2 separate regions of the Homo sapiens genome follow, and region 1 is linked to region 2. The links are chromatin loops, found by intact Hi-C in ENCODE. Cell type or tissue: dorsolateral prefrontal cortex. All regions are shown on one strand. Each heading gives the region's core, and the rest is flanking DNA. Links, peaks and the distances in the headings are about the cores only. Region 1 overlaps FREM2 (FRAS1 related extracellular matrix 2). Region 2 overlaps FREM2 (FRAS1 related extracellular matrix 2).

Region 1 (8,348 bases), core at 179-8,178, 51 kb after region 2:
CCATACTGGGGATATGATAAAGACACAGCCCTTGTTTTCGAAGAGTTCTTAGTCTAGAAGTTAAAACCGAAAACAAACACAGCATTGCACAGTTGTCTTGGCAGTAATAATAATGACAGCTAAACATATTGGTATTCTAAGTGCTTTACATATATTAACTTATTTATTCTGTATAACAACCCTATGAGGTAGACAGTATTATTGAAACCATCTTCGAAAAAATTATATCAGTGAGAAAATTATGGCAGTGAGGGAGATCTGATCTAGCCCGCCGCCCCCCTCCACCCCCAACCTTTTCTTTAGCTTTCAAGCTGCCTGGGTTTAGGCTGGTTAACTTTGGAAGAGATTTAGTTTATAGTTTAAATGAAAACCGTCCTTCCCCAAAACTCAATTGCCTTTATGAAGCTAATGAGAGACCACCAGCCTACAGGAGGAGAGGAGTCTGAATTCTGATAAGGTGTAACTTCCCCAGTTACTCCTGCAAATAACATCACTTTTCTATTGTAGATAGGCATTTTGTGATATCCTTTCAGGTTTTGTGTGTATCTAACAGCATGGCTCCACCTAGAGCTGCTAACTGGTGGCTCCTGTGGCCCCACCCAGAACCAACTCAGCTCAAGAGGACAGCTTCAATTCCCTATGATTTCATCTCTGACCCAACCAATCAGCAGCAAGCACCCATTGCATAGCCACTCCCACTGTTTCCCTCAAAATACCTTTGGAAAACCCCTAACCTATGAGCCTTTGGTGAGACTGATTTGAGTAATAACTCTATCTCCTACATGGTGTGGCTGACCTCGTGTCAATTAAACTCTTTCTTTCCTAAAATGCCACGGTCTTTATTTGTGTACCGAGCCAGAATAACTCATCAGGCTGTTACGTTATGAGGAAATTGGGGCAGAGAAGGGTTAGATAATTATCCCAAGAACATATACCTTATAAGACAGAGCCAGAATTAGACACCGAGCAATATGGCTTCATAAGCATATCATGCCTCTCCTTGTATGATGTAATTCTAATTGCTTAGATTGTGCTACCCAATTTTACTACTTTATGTGACAAAACTGTCTCTTTCTCCTCACTCTTTCTTCTCTACATAAAATCATCATAACATATCTTTCCCACAATACTACCACTCTGTCCCCTATCACAAGCACCGGTATTTGATCTTAAAGTTTCTTTCTTCCTTTCACTTGAATAATCACTTGAAATGCTCTATCCATTATTTTCATATTCTCAGCTCTCATTAATTTTAAGCTCATTGAAACACGGCCTCATTCTCCAAAACACTCAAGAAATACTCTCTCCAAGTTGGCCAATGCCCTTCTTTTTGCAAAACCCAATTGCATATTGCAAATCTTTGTCTTTATCGTTGAAGAATTTAATACTATGGGCCACAACCTTTTTTCTTGCATCTTCATCCTTTTCTTTCCATATTACTGCTGTCCCCTGGTACTTCTCTCATCTCTTATCTGTTGCTTAATTGTGAATGTTTTCTCTTAAAGGAAGAATAAGATGACCATAAAGTTACTACTTTACCTGCACATGGAAAGTGCTCAGTCACCATAAGTTATTATTATTATTATTTTAATTATTGGCAGCTGAATTTTGAGGCATTAATATGAGTTAGCCAGCTGATGAATGAGGAGGTAGAGAGGGAGAATTTTTCTTCAAGTAGAAGCAGAAATAGAAACTAAAGATAAGTAGACAGCCTCATATGTTTGGGGGCTGCAGAGTTTGCTGTGGTATTGTATGCTGCTTGGAATGAGGAGATGGGGTGAACAAGGAAAGCAGGGAGCCATGGCCAGGCCATGCAGGACCTTGTGGTGGGAGCCTTGTCCTAGAAATTAGCAGGTGAGAGGTGTGCTCAGTGTTAAAAAAGGGGGGAACATGATGATGAAATGTGCATTTAGGGTTCTGGAGGATGAATGGTCTGGTGGAAAGGGGTGGGATATGAGCAAACTGGAAGCAGGCGGCCTAGCTAGTTGGCAAGTGCAAGAATCCAGGCAAGATAGGAAGTTCGTTTGGATCAGGTGATGGCAGTTCAGACGAGGAAAAATAATAAGGATATAATATTTAGAGATATGAAGGAGGTAGAATCAAGGAGTTGGGGTGAGGACTGAGAGGAAGGAATCCAGTACTCATAGAACCATTCACCAAGATTAGGGATAAGCGGGAATAAAACAGGGTAGGGCAAGGACTAAGTGTTCTAATCTATTGAGTTTTTCTCCTGATTTGTTTTGATGCTTTTCAGAATCTAAGACATTAAGTCTGGTAAGATGTGTGCCTACATCACTTTTCTTGCACTGTTTAAAAAGAAGAAGAAAAAAAGAGTTTTCACACATGACAAAATCATTGTGTCTTCCATAATTACATCACAGGGTTTGATGAAGTTTCCTTCTTCACAGAGATGTCAAGGGATGTGTTGAACAGAGTCATAAAATTTTCCTCAGGGAGCTAACCTAACATCTTCTACTGCAAAGCGTTGATTTGTCCTCTCAGTATACTGAACTAGATCGAATACATATTACTATTTAGATATACTGTCATTTTAAAAACTTCAAAATATATGTTGAGGACCAACATCACAGAAAACATGCATGCTAGGTTTGTTGGGAGGATAGCGATCCCCTGGAAAGACTTATAAAACTGTACTGTTTTCAACCCCCTATTTAGCGCAGACAGCATTCCACCAGTTTATGAGATGCAGACCGTGCACGCTAGACCCACAGGCATAAAGCAACACCTAGACCACTTCTAATTTTATCTTGTATTTATAGGATCATCTTGCAGCACTGAGACTGTGAAAGACTGTGGCTTTGGCTTTTTAAAGCCTTCTCTGGCAGGGAGTGTGCTCTCAAAAATTACCCTTCTGAATAAGTGTGATTCTTAAAAAAAAAAAAAAAAAAAAAAAAGAAAGAAAGAATGGGCTCCTTGTTGGCATTTTGACCACAGAGCTTCAGCTCTGTAGTATACTTCCTGGGCCTGTGAAACCCATTGTTTGTGAAACACCCTCAGGGAAATTGAAGCTGAGATATATTTCAGCTCTATAAGGTGTAAAAAGAAAGCTATTTTTTTCCTCTCACAATACCTATATTCTTGCTTTTTAAAAAGGTACACACGAGTAAAGATCTATCAGCTGTTTTATTTCTTTTCACAGGAATGTGTTTAAACTCAGGAACTGCTGAATTGTACTGTAACTTGGCTCATCCCAAATAGTGCAGTTGTCTTCACAATGGAGAGACTGTCACAGCCTAAAAAGACACGTGACTCTGAGCATCAGTTTACTGGCTGCCCACTCAATGATTCAGACTCCTCCATTCTTTGTGTGGAAGAGAACTGGCCTTCCGGGAGCCTGAGGCCAAGTGAGAGAACCTTCTGAAAGCCGTCACTGCATGGGGAGCCTGGACTTACCCTTTGCCTTGTTGGAGCTGTTTGTCTATTTCCGTCTCGAAGTTCTCTATAGATTGGGCTAGTGTCTTTCACCACTGTGTCCTTAATGTCCTGGAGACTGCCCGCCACTTAGCAGGGGCCTATAAGCACGTGAAGTGAGGCCAGGACAAATCCTTATGCCCTCTACCCTCGCACAGCATCTGGAAACATGAGAGATGTTAGGTGTGTGTTTTAAATGAATAAATGTGTGAATTCAAATTATTTCAAACGCCTGTTTCAGAGAGACAGAAAAAAGACCTGTTTCTTAGAAAAAAGAGAAAAAAAGATGATTTATTTCTCCAGTAGTATGAAGGAAAAGCTTCATCCATCATTTTAAGTGCTTCAAATGGTTACAAATGGCCTAGAGAAAGAAGGCATTTTTAGTTTTAGCTATATGTTTAAAATTTCAATATAAATTATTATTGTGATTATTTGTCACATACTTTACTGTTTGTCAAATAACAATAGCACTATATTTGACTGGGCAATCTTGTATCTTTCTAGGTCAGTGTAAGGTTCTCTACATAATTTAAGGAAGATTTTAGGCCAATTACAAAAAAAAAATGTATAAGATTTACAACACAGGAATAAATCAGGGAAAAGAAGATCTGATGTCCAGTCAGACAGGATGAAGGCCTATTTCTCAAGGAAAACATAACACCTATCTGTTCCCTCTGAAAGGTAACATTTATCTACAAAGAGAAGGAAGGTTCACAGAGAACATAGGGACACCATAAGGACTCCTAATGAGACAACTACTTCTGGTTTTATAAAGAAGCAAACTAGCAAGTTTCACATCTCTACAGTGACCACTGGTATATCCACCAATGTCAGAAAATAGTACATCTATTACAAAATGTTTTCTTAATATTTCATTCTAATACCATACGTGGAGATGCTGCTGTCTGTTTAGTAATGGAGGTACATGTTTTCAACAGTAGACCATAGGTGCATAGTGCATTTTCTAGACTTAAAATAATCATAGCCCTGCAAGTCCATGGCAGCATTTCACAGATGCTGGCCTCTCTTTACATCACTGAGGCATGCAGGCCAAGACTTTGAAGTGCTCTGTTTTCAGCCAAGTTGCCATGTTTGGCTTTTCAGCATTTTCTGTATGTTTTATGATTTCAATAAAAAGATATGCCAGACCTCTCTGGCCAGCAAATAATTAGGACTTTTTGATCACAACAATAGTATCTAGTAAGAGATCTTTTCCATTTAATCAACTTTTTGTGTATTTTATTGGTTTTTATTATAAAATTCATTTTAATAGTTTTAAATTTACAAATTCTGAAGTCTAGTATCTGAGAAGCTGCTTCTCAGATTTATGTGATTTTTAACACTAAAATGGAATTTTCTGTGACTGAGATCTTGAGGTTCCTATAAATGTTTAGTAAACTGCTTCCAGGGTTTTAGTGGTAATAAATCAGAAATATGTATTCTTTGATGTCTGTAAGATAGTATTGCATGGCCAGCATTCACTTTTCTGTTTGGAAGAGATGGGAATCAGGCAGATAGTGTTACTGGGAAAAAGACAAAACAAACTCAAGACAATATTTATCCACGAGGACTTGACAAGAGAGCCAAAATGCAATCTTTCAGAAAGGCAACCATTTTCACCGGGTCATTTGCTAGATGATGTGGAAAAAGCAGTGCTATTCCTTGTCCAATTGAAGTACCAGATTGAGACTGCACTAATAAGCTTTGCTAAAGATCCAAGGGGAGTTATAATTGATAAAAGATCAACAAGAATAGTTCATTTACAAGTTATTCTATTATCTATGACATTTCAATTATCAATATTCAGGTGCTATATGTCTATAAAAGTATATATAGCTTGTTTCATCTTGTAAACTTCCCTATTAGGATAACTAATAATAACTTTGAGTATTACATTGTAGAATCAGAAGGTCATTGTGTATATTAAATATACTTACTGCTAGTATAATATGAAGTGTGCTGCGTAGTTGTTAATGCCATAGTCTCTTTAGTCAGGCTGGCTAAATGCTTACCGGCTGTTTGACCTTGGGCAAGTTATCCAACCACTCACAGATGATAAAACCCAGGCATAATAAAACTTGGCTCATAATTTGTGTATGTGCATATGTGTATTAAATAATTCAGGTAAAAGATTTAGCACATCTTGGAAGGTGTTCATGATAGCTATGATTATATAAAAATATATGATATCTACAAAGCCCTAAAAAATAAAGACATAAGTTAATTTAATATTGTGAACAGCATGATCCTAATCGGTACCACAACCTTGATATCCTAAAACCACTCTAGCAGACTACATATCTGTAAATTTACACTCCATGAATTTGAGGGCTCATTTCTGGGTGAACCAGCCCTATGTCCTGCCACAGCTCCCTGTGCTCACTTTCTTGTGGGGAGAAAGGTCATTCTTCAGTGTAAATTATACAAAATGGTTAGTTTTTCTCATAAAGAAGTTTGGAGCCTTTGCCTTTTCTGGTAATGGTGGTGAAATGTTTTTATGTGACTAGCAGGAGAAATTCAAGTGGCTGCTTGCCAAGCTTGTGTGTGTGCAGTGGAACAAAGCTCTTTAATGCTTTTCCTGTGGTGAGCAGTGCATTGTATCAACAGTTTCAAAAAGACCAGGCAAGCGCACAGCAGCATAGCAGCCAGGGCCTTTGGAGGTTCTGGCCATAACAGGTTGAGTCAAATGGACTCCTATTGCTAACAAACCCACTACAGCAGTCTCTGATCTTTGCTCATTTGCCTTCTTCTTTGTTTTTAAATTTGTTTTTTAATTGACACTCTGTAATTTCCCATATTTATGAGGTGCAACTTGATGTTTTGATATATTTCTGTATTGTATAATGACACAATAAGGGTAGTTAGTATATCCAGCACATCATGCATTATCTCTTTGTGATGAGAACACTCAAAAGCCTTTCTTCTAGCATTTTTTTTTTGAGACGGAGGCTTGCTCTGTTGCCCAGACTAGAGTGTAGTGGTGCGATCTTGGCTCACTGCAACCTCTGCCCCACTAATTTTTGTATTTTTAGTAAAGACGGGGTTTCACTATGTTGGCCAGGCTGGTCTCAAACTCCTGATCTCAGGTGATCCACCTGCCTCAACCTCCCAAAGTGCTGGGATTACAGGCATGAGCCATCATGTCCAGTCAGCTTTTTTATAATATATAATATTTTATTGTTAACCATAGTCACACTACTGTGCAATAGAACACTGGAATTTATTCCTTCTATGTAATTGTAACATGTACCTATTAATCAACCTTTCTCCATCTACCTCTCCTTTCTCCTTTTCCCAATCTCTGATAACCACAGTTCTATTCTCTGCTTCAATGATATCAACTTTTTTTCCTTTGTAGATTCCACATATGAGTGACATCATGTGGTATTTGTCTTTCTGTGTCTGGCTTATTTCACTTAACATGGTGTCCTCCAGGTTCACCCATGTTGTCTCAAATGATAGGATTTCATTATGTTTTATGACTGTATAGTATTCTGTTGGGTTTTTATACCACATTTTTTCATCTATTCATCCATTGTTGAATACTTAGGTTGAGTCCATATCTTAGCTATTGTAAATAGTGCTGCAATAAACATGGGCATGCAGATACCTCTTCAACATATGGATTTCAAATATTTTCAGTAAATACTCAACTGTGGGATTGCTGAATAATATGGGAATCCTATTTCTAGTTAATTGAGGAACCGCCATACTGTATTCCATAATGGCTGTACTAGCTTACAACCTCACCAACAGTACGTCAGTGTTCCCTTTTCTCCACATTCTCACCAACACTTGTCTTTTTTTATAATAGCCATTCTAACTGAAGTGAGATGGTATCTTATTTTGGTTTTGGTTTGTGTTTCTCTGATGGTTAGCAATGTTGAACATTTTTTATATACCTGTTTGTCATTTGTATGTCTTATTTTGAAAAATGGCCTTTTGCCCATTTTTGATTAATATTGTTATTGTTGTTTTGCTATTATGTCCCTTATATATTCTAGATATTAACCCGTTTTCGCATCTATAGTTTGCAAATATTTTCTCCCATTCTGTAGGTTGTCTCTTCACTCTCTTAACAGTTTCTGTTGCTATGGAAAAGCTTTTTAGTTTGATATAATCCTATATGCCTATTTTTCCTTTTGTTGACTATCCTTTTGAAGTCTTATCTAAAAAGTCCTTGCCCAGCCCAATGCTCTGATGTGTTTCTCCTATGTTTTCTTCTGTTAGCTTCAGATTTTACACTAAGATCCTTAATCCATTTTGAGTTGATTTTTATATATAGTGAGAGGTAGGGATCTAGTTTCATTCTTCTGCACGTAGATAAACTAATTTTCCCAATACCATTTATTGAAAAGATTGTCTTTTCCCCAACATGTATTTTTGGTACATTTGTTGAAAATCAGTTGGTTGTAGGTGTGTAAATTTACTTCTGGGTTCTATATTCTATTCCATTGGTCTATGTGTCTGTTTTTCATGCCAGCACCATGTTGTTCTGTACTTACTATAGCTTTGTAGTATATTTTGAAGTGAGGTAGTATGAAGCTTCCAGCTTTGTTCTTTTTGCACAGGATTGCTTTGGTTGTTTTGGGTCTTTTGTTCTAGATAAATTTTAGAATTGTTTATTTCTATTTTTGTGAAGAATGCCATTGGCATTTTGATAGGAATTGCATTAATCTGTACATCGCTTTGAGTAGTTTGGCCATTTTATGACATTAATTCTTACAATCCACAAATATAGGATATCTTTCCATGTATTTGTATTATTTTACATTTCTTTCATCAAAGTTTTATAGCCTCAGTATAAAGATTTTTCACCTCCTTGACTAAATTTATTACTAGGTATCTTTTTTGTAGCTATTGTAAATGAAACTGTTTTCTTGATTTCTTTTTCAGATAGTTCACTAAGAGCATAT
Region 2 (8,348 bases), core at 47-8,046:
CTGAGCTTGTAAAGGATGCTAGGAAAGTGCCAGTAATTATAATAATGATATAGTGGTTCAATTAAAAGAGTGCATAACAGTTTAGAGTTTTCAAAATAAATGATCATACATTATTTGCTTCTGTTTTTATAAGAAGGCTGCAAAGCAGTCATGGTTAGTATAATTATCCTCCTCTGGCAGATGAAGAAACTGGGCTGTGAGTGACTGTGTGACTTTCCAAAGATCACACAGCTAGGATGTGACTTTCTGATTCCTACTTCAGTACTGTTTCTGCTCTATAGTTTTGTCAAAAGATAATTGTACAGAAATGCTCAAATTGTTCAGAGCTACTTTCTGGGGAGTCACAGCAGCACAATAAAGGGTGATGTGAATGCATTTATTGTGCACTGAAGTTACGAGCTGAACTTAAAATAGTCTATTAGTATCCACACAGCTGGGCAAACCCAATTTATGAATGGAGTCTGATTTTAGTTAGATTGCCTGCAATCATGGCTACACAAAGATTCAGTTTATTAGAAAGGTAGGCATGTAGAAGAAAACTGTATAGACCAGAAAATCCTCATTTTCCAGAACTGTCAAATACAATAAAGCAAAATGATTTTTTTGGGTTCTTTCTTTCTTGTAGCTCAGTTCCATAAAAATACAATGAAGCCTCTTTCTCTTCCTAATTATTCAGCCCTATTCTCTTTTGTTAGAGTTCAAGTCCAGAAAAAGAAAAGCTATAAAGATGTTGAGTGAACTATTTTCCCTTTCCCAATCTAATATAAGCTGGCAGAAAAATGGCTTATTTTTTATTTGACTCTCCATGTTACTAAACTGGTAATATGGAGAGTCAAATAAAAAATAAGCTCTTTCTAGTGAAATGTCCTTGTTAAAAAAAAACAAAAAACAAATGAAGTTAGACGTGGGATTTTATCGACTGCTGCCTTGTTGATATTCAAAGCACAGCGAATCACAGTTAGTAAAATTGCATAGCCAATACTTATTAAACATAATTAACATGTCCAAAACTTAAATATGAAAGTGAAGTACCTCCTCTGACCCTATTAAAAGGGTTTCTCACAGTACCTAGCAAAAAGCTGTGAAAAGAGAAGTGCTTGCTGAATGAATCATCTGCAATTCGATTTGTACAATGGAAGCAAAGCAGAGAAAGAAATGATTATTCCTATGCTCTTTAAGGAAAACTTTACTTAAAATGAACTCAATAGGGTTTCCTTTTAATTTTACTCTAATTATTTTGCATTTTCTCTGAAAGTCTGCATAATGATAATTTTGTGGATTATGAGGTGAAGCTGAACAATTATCAAGCTCTCATGGAGATAATCCCACATGTACAATTCATTTGAGATTAAGGGCTTCAGTGGTAACAGAGAAGCACGCTGAAATGTGTGAAGATGGAAAATCTACCTCCTTTTTGTGTGAGGAGTGGTTGTTAAAAGATAACGGGGCTTACCGGGATGTGACAGCACAAATAAGCCATGGAACTGAGCCTCTGTCTTGAAGTGCACGGCCAAGCGCCCCTCATCACCGATGCGCATGCTGGTTGGATAGAGAGAACCTATAATGGGGAGAGTACCAAGAATGAAAATATATGTAGCCAGAGACCCCTTATGTACAGATTCCTTCCAAAAATTAATTCAGGTTTGACTTGTCTTTAAACATTCTGGGCAAAGGGTATTATCAGAAGAATTCTGAATAACAGAGGCAGAAGTATCTTCATTTTCTTTTCTAAGCAGAAAAGGGAGCCAAAATGAATTATTAAGTAACATGAGTGAAGTCACTATGAAATACACAGATTACTTACAATAGACCAAGTTTTTTTAAAATCTGAGTTTATAAAAATGAAGCTGTAAATTGAGAGGCATGACAAAATTGTCAAAATGATGGAGATTCGGACATGTAAATAGAAATAGGTTTGAGTTATCCAGAATTATTCCTAATTTTATAGACTTAAAGAAACCTCTGAAGCTTTCCCAAGAAATTTAGCAGTTTGATAAAATTTGGCTCCAGAAATCAGATGGAAACAAGAGATCCTATGTGGAGGTTGGGAACCACAGAAAAATCCTCATTAAGATTAACTTAAATATACATCTTCTAAAACAAGACACGGACTTAAAACATTTGAAATAATTTGGAATCATAACTCAGGGTTATCATATTACCTGTCACATAGCTCTAAAATAGAAACTATTCAAAATGAAACATGGAGAAAAAAAGACAACAACAAAATGAACAGAGCATAAATAGGTTTTAATCCACTTAAGAGAGTAGATTTACATTTGAGGTGCACTATTAACTCTGTTTTCCTGCTGGCTAGTAAAATGCAGTACTGGCATGACACTATGGATGTTTGTGGAATCGGAACAGTAATACATGTCTGAAAAAGAAAAAGCACTCGTCCTACTAATGGATTAGATTGATGCTTGTGGACTTTGAACTATGAGTCTAACATGGAGATTGAAACCAAGTTTTGCAAATGCTCGCGAACTCGAACTAGTGGCATTCACAATCCGAGTTCGCAGACATTCAACTAAAGTACCCCAGAGTAATAGAATTTTACATCAGAAAGAGATATTAGAAGTTGTGTCTATCATTCAGAAAAAGTTAAGTCCCAGAAAGGTTAAGCAATATGCTTGAGATCTCACAGCTAGTTAGTTGTAGAGTCATGACTAGAATTCAGGCCATAATTTGTATTTAATTTAAATGCACCTCTTTTTTTCAGAAATAAAAATGTGTAACTTTTTCCCTTGGTCATTTCTTGCTTTCGTTGGAGCTTCCTCTATCCATTTTCTAGAATTCAGAAAAATATATATGTTGTGTTATGTAACACATAAATAATTAATCACCTAAAATAGATCGCAAGGATAAAATATCCATGAAATATATAAAGTCATATTTAATAATCACATATTGCACAAAATTTAAAGCCCTAATATGGTTTAAAGAGTTTTTTGATGAAAAAGGTGAAATTATCTTATTATAGATAGAAAATGAAAATATACTGAAATTTGCTAGTACTACTTTTAGCAATGGCAAAAAAAAATCGTCTTAAATAGTTTAAATAGGTTACAAAACTATAGAATTTTCCAAGTCTTCTGAACTCACCTTGAAGTTCAGCCTCTGGGGGGCTGCCAATTCCATCATTCCACAAGATGGCGGTGTCGTACACAAAAGTTAGACGAAGCTCTGACTTCAAGTCAAAATGCTGCCAGCCTCCTACCCCCACGGGGGAATGGAACACGTAGGAAACATACAGAGGGACTCGAAGGGTCACATAGGACTGCACTAGGTTTAGGACCTAAAACAACAAAATTACATCAATCAACATGACTCAGTGTTAACTAAGTGGGCCTAATTTTGTACAAGCCATTTTCTCTTTTCGCTTAACTGAAGATTTTGAGTAATCATTGAGAAGAGGAAATGACAGCATTTTATAACACTATTTTCCCCTCACTTAATTTTGGATCGATTAAATAGTTGTTACTAATTACCTTCATTGGCAACAAAGGATATGTACCAGAAATCCTTAAGACAGTGCATTATTTTGAGCATACTATACTTACAAAATCCTCTTTAGAGCAGTTTTATGAAGATAGTTTACATACCATGTAATTCACCTATTTAAAGTAAACAGTTCAATGGTTCTTAGTATATTTAAGGAGCTGTGCAACCAACACAATCAATTTTAGAAGATTTTCATCACCTCCAAAAGGAAGCCTGTACTTATTAGCAGTCACCCCCAATCCCTCCTCCCCGTCAGTCCCTGGAAACCACTAGGTCTTTATGTATTTGTCTATCCTGGACATTTCATATAAATGGAATCATACAAAATGTGTTTTTTTGTGATAGATTTCTTTCATTTAGCATAATGTTTTCAAGGTGCATCCATGTTTGAGCACGTTTCAATACTTAATTCCCCTGTTAATGAATTGCAGCCCATTGTATGCACATATTACATTTCATTTATCTATTTATCACTTCATGGCCATTTGGGTTGTTTCCAGTTTTTGGCTATTATAAAAAATGCTGCTATGAGCTACTTTTTTATTAAGGGAATATGAAACATAGATCTGGAAGCAAATATATTTACTAATAACATATAACATTTATAATATCTCAAGAATAATTAGTTGAAATGAAGTGTCTTGCCTTGAATTTTATACTTTCCTCCTTCTGGTGTTTAGCAGATGGGTTGGGAATAGTGGAGGATAAACTAATATTTATATATTGAGTACTTACCATATTTCAGAAACTGTACTAGTTTCTGAATAAACACTATTTAATATTTTCACTCTCCACCATAATTATTTTGCATGTATGGATGGATAGTTGGATGGTCAATGGATGACGGATAGAAAGAGACAAAGATAAAATTAAGACTCAAAGGAAAAAGGTAAATGTCCCACAGTATTCTCTAAACCTCCTGAATGGCTCGGACAAGATCAGAACTCAGCTTTTGGCCCATGTTTTTTTTCTATTCTGTCTTACTTCATCGTATTCCAAACAAAGATGAAGGCAGTCCTAAGGTCATCTAACAAAGGCTATCATATTTCATTCTCAAAATAGCTCTGCACAATAGTAGGACAAATACAACTAGCCTCTTCTACACAAGAGGAAAGGACTTAGGTCAGATCACACTCCATAGAAGTTTGAGTCAGGCTGTCTGATTATGGTCTAGTTCTCCTTCCACACAGCTCACAACAAGAATCACAGGCATGAGTTAGCAAATAATTTAAATCATGAGAACTATAATTTAGAACATTCTTATGAAGTTAAAAGTAAACTGCTCATGTCACAAAAATGATGACCTGAATCCCTAATAAAAATATATAGAAAAGAACCATCAACCAAACCAGTTATTTCATTCTTAGCTGTATAGTATAGTAGTTAGCATTCCCTCTTACCTGCTAGCCTGGCCAGCAGGAGAGGTGCTTTGCATTAAAAGTCCTTTGAGACAGTAGTTTCTATGGGCGGCTGTTATTACCTCATTGAGCAATTGATTTTGAAGTGCAGGGAAATGGACGGTGACTAAGTCAACCCATATGCCACTAGTCCTTAAGATTAATATTTTACCTTACAATTTTAATAAACCATGATTTTAAAAAATAATTAGGTTTTAGGAATAGATTTCCAATTAAGCTTTATAGGTGCTAAGAATAATTTTTTCCAATGTTATATTCTATCCATCAAATGTTACTGAGTATGCTATTTTGGAGGGAATTACTAATACTCACTTCCTATGAATAAGTTACTTGGAGTACAGCTCCCCAACTAATTCTGATTTGATTTTATTTGATGTTGTGGTAAACTAGAGCTTGATCATTTTTGGACACAGAATCAGCATTCCATTGCATTTTCTTAGTACCCATGGCTAGGTCTTCTTTCTGTCTACTTAGAATCTCTACCTGGAGGAACTGGAGCCTAAATGAAACTATCTTGACCATCTAGATCACCTACCTTCTTCAAAAGTGAAGAGTGCAATGCAATCATTCTAACATTTAGATGTCAACTTAAAAAGCACTTAATTTTCTTTCAGCCTGTATCACAGGACTTTTCGAGGTATTTGTTTATACTGAAATAAATATCTGTCAAATCTTAAAGAAACCGAGACACAATGAGTGATTTCATATGTCCCTATTGCTGTTTGAAGTTTCTTCATCAAAGGCAAGCAATACTTTAAATTCCATATTTAAAAGGAAAGTGTAAAATGCAAATACCATGGAAAAAGTAACACACTGTCAAATTTATTCTGCTACACACTGGGGTAAGTATATATCCTGCAAAATAATTGAGAGTGGCTTACATATAAAAGAGTATCAGTGTACAAAGTATAAAACAATGGGATGGAAAAATGACCTCAAGTATATTCCAGCCTCAAAGTTTCATATATCTAAATCAAATACATAGTAAAAAAGAGGCATAATTATTCCCTAAAGCAACTAAGAAAAAAATTTGTTTACTTTTCCAAAATTATTCTATGTCTTCTGATAAGTACATTATAATTTCATGTTTTAAGTGAAAACTGTGATTGGGGTTGCATTTCTGTAGCTTATTCATGCACACTGAACGATGTTATCAGTCGCTGTTTACCTGTAAACAAATGGGAGAGTTAAGATTCTATGTCGCAAAACAGCTAGCCAGGACAATAAAAGATCAAATGATCTGCAGTCTTCAATTATTTTAAAAAATTGTTTTCAAGAGAAAAACTACCAAACTATCTGATAGTTCTAAGAACTTAATTTAACTTTAATAACCATTTTGCATCTAAAGTGTTTTTTATTGTGAACCCAAACAACTTTAAATTTTATTTACAAAATAGGTGTCACACACAAAGGTAGAGTGGAATCATTTATTTAATTCATCTCTATTTTGCTTTTCCTGCTATTTATCTGTGTTTATATTTTAGAAACTATTAAAATGATTTTAGAGTTAAATATCATTAGAGAAATTCCAAATTTGTTTTTCTTGGCAAGTAAAATTCTTAACTTTTATGAGTGATGATCTGACTCTTGTAACGACTTTGTTCCTCCGTAAGCTTCATGTCTGGTGTCCTCATGAGTACTTGGTATGTTCCCTGGCACAGAGTAGGTGTTCATGGAATATTTCTTTAATGAATGAATGTACAAATAAATGAGATGGCAAAATCAGATATAGTTTTAATAATAGCTGAAGCTAGATGTAGTCTAGCTGCATAAAAGTTAATCACACTTCATTGCTGTTAACAGATAACTATCCTGTTAACTAATAAGGTAAATAATCGAAATTGGGAGGTTGGAGAAGGCAGAAAACCCTTACAGAGTGTGTTGATTTTCATTTACAAAGAAAAATGCAGGGACTTGGCAATATTTTATGGTGGTAGCTTTAGCTACTAAGAACACATTTAAAAAATCAATTCTCTATCATGTTGTTCCTAGCAAAAGCAATTGCCAGTTGATAAAATGTGTTTGCACAGTGATTACCTTGAGCTGAGATGCCAAATTTGGGAAAGGACTAGAGGAGGGCAAGTAATGTCTGCTAGGCGCTTGGCCTGGGCTCTGTGGGATTGTTGAGGACAAACAGACCTGGGTCAGCACTGGCTTGCTGCAGGGGCTGTTTCCTGGGGTGGTCAATAAAACCACGAAGCCTCTGAAGCACATGGAGTCTGTGCTGATGGTTTGCTTTTTATTTTTCTCCATTTTCCCATCCTTAATGCTGAAATGCAAAAGTTTGGAAGGCTCTCATGACATTCCAAAATAGAGTATAAAGTAGAATTTACCAAGCATTTACTTTGCTTTCCTTCAGGTGCCATCTCATGAAATATGCTTGCATTCAACACTGATCTGCCTGTATTCAGATGAAGCTGTAGACCACTGTTGTTAGGACATGGATTTGCACCGTTTTACCAACAGTGGGTGTGGATGTTATCTGGCACGTATTTTCATGAATGCTGTCAGGCAGCATACTTGTACCAAGGACAAAGGAAAAAGTTCACCTGGCTTTCTTGCAATTGCATCCATGACCATATCCATTTCTCACATTCACTCACATTCAATTTAATGCCCAGATAAGCATTATGATGTGTTTAACAGCATAGGTGTACAAGCTACACGAACCTGGGCTAGTTATTTGAATTCTCTTTGCTTCAAAACTTGTACTTATCTCAAAGGGTTGTTGTGAGGCTAGAATGAGTGGAAATATACAAAGTATTTAGAGGAATGGCAGGCATGTAGTAAACAATCAATAAATGTAAGCTATTACAACTATCATTGTGCTTACTGTTATTGTTAGTACTATTATTAGATATTTTGTTCTCTTCACTATAAGCCAAAACTAATGGAGGAAAATTAGGGCAATATCTCAGAGGGTTGAATTTCTTCTACTTTAATTTTTATTTTCTTCTCCCTCACCTATGTGTAAATAATATGTGCGTGTATGTTGAGGTGAGGGTGTAGGAGACTATCAACAGCAAGGGGAAAAGTAGAAACTTAACCTCAGTGAAGAAGGTAGAAGAAAATGGGACCGCCATCTATGATGGTTAATTTTAGGTGTCAGCTTTACTAGACTAAGGGATACCCAGATAGTGGGTAAAGCATTATTTCTGGGTGTGTCCATGAGAGTGTTTCCAGAAAAGACTGGCATTTGAATCCGTGGACTGAGTAAGGAAGACCCATCCTCACTCAATGTAAGTGGGCACCACCAAATTGGCTGAGGCCTAGATAGACAAAAAAGGAAAAGAAAAGGACAAAAATAGTACTTATCTCAAAGAGTGGTTGTGAATTATCTCTCTCTCTTTCTCGGAGCTGGGACACTCTTCTTTTCCTGCCCTTGGATATCAGAACTCCCAGTTCTCTGGTGTTTAGACTTGGGGA

The links. A loop is a pair of places that touch in the nucleus more often than their neighbours do. Peaks named below come from ENCODE experiments on the same cell type or tissue, not always from the same donor. Only the 100,000 strongest peaks of a DNase experiment are listed, where the experiment ranks them.
Region 1: a loop joins it to region 2, with 3 times the contacts of the local background. A loop is called at or near these places in 2 of 110 quality-filtered maps.

Annotation. Positions count from the first base shown.
Region 1 is chr13:38,816,915-38,825,262 of GRCh38, reverse strand. All of the region lies in intron 6 of FREM2 (FRAS1 related extracellular matrix 2), which reads right to left. It overlaps FREM2-AS1 (FREM2 antisense RNA 1), which reads left to right. Exons shown (of 2, transcript NR_146963.1): 2 at 3,161-3,579. Among named protein-coding and RNA genes, the nearest start is that of FREM2-AS1, 6.5 kb to the left of the region's middle. RefSeq lists an enhancer at 555-744. In dorsolateral prefrontal cortex, for the core only: a CTCF peak has its summit at 3,200; DNase peaks (open chromatin) are centred at 3,342 and 5,992; H3K27ac peaks cover 3,540 bases.
Region 2 is chr13:38,867,692-38,876,039 of GRCh38, reverse strand. FREM2 (FRAS1 related extracellular matrix 2) reads right to left here. Exons shown (of 24, transcript NM_207361.6): 17 at 3,106-3,298; 18 at 1,454-1,558; 19 at 1-18. Among named protein-coding and RNA genes, the nearest start is that of FREM2-AS1, 44 kb to the right of the region's middle. RefSeq lists a silencer at 3,134-3,223. In dorsolateral prefrontal cortex, for the core only: a CTCF peak has its summit at 3,126 (motif pointing right); DNase peaks (open chromatin) are centred at 1,509 and 3,169; H3K4me3 peaks cover 1,427 bases; H3K27ac peaks cover 2,023 bases.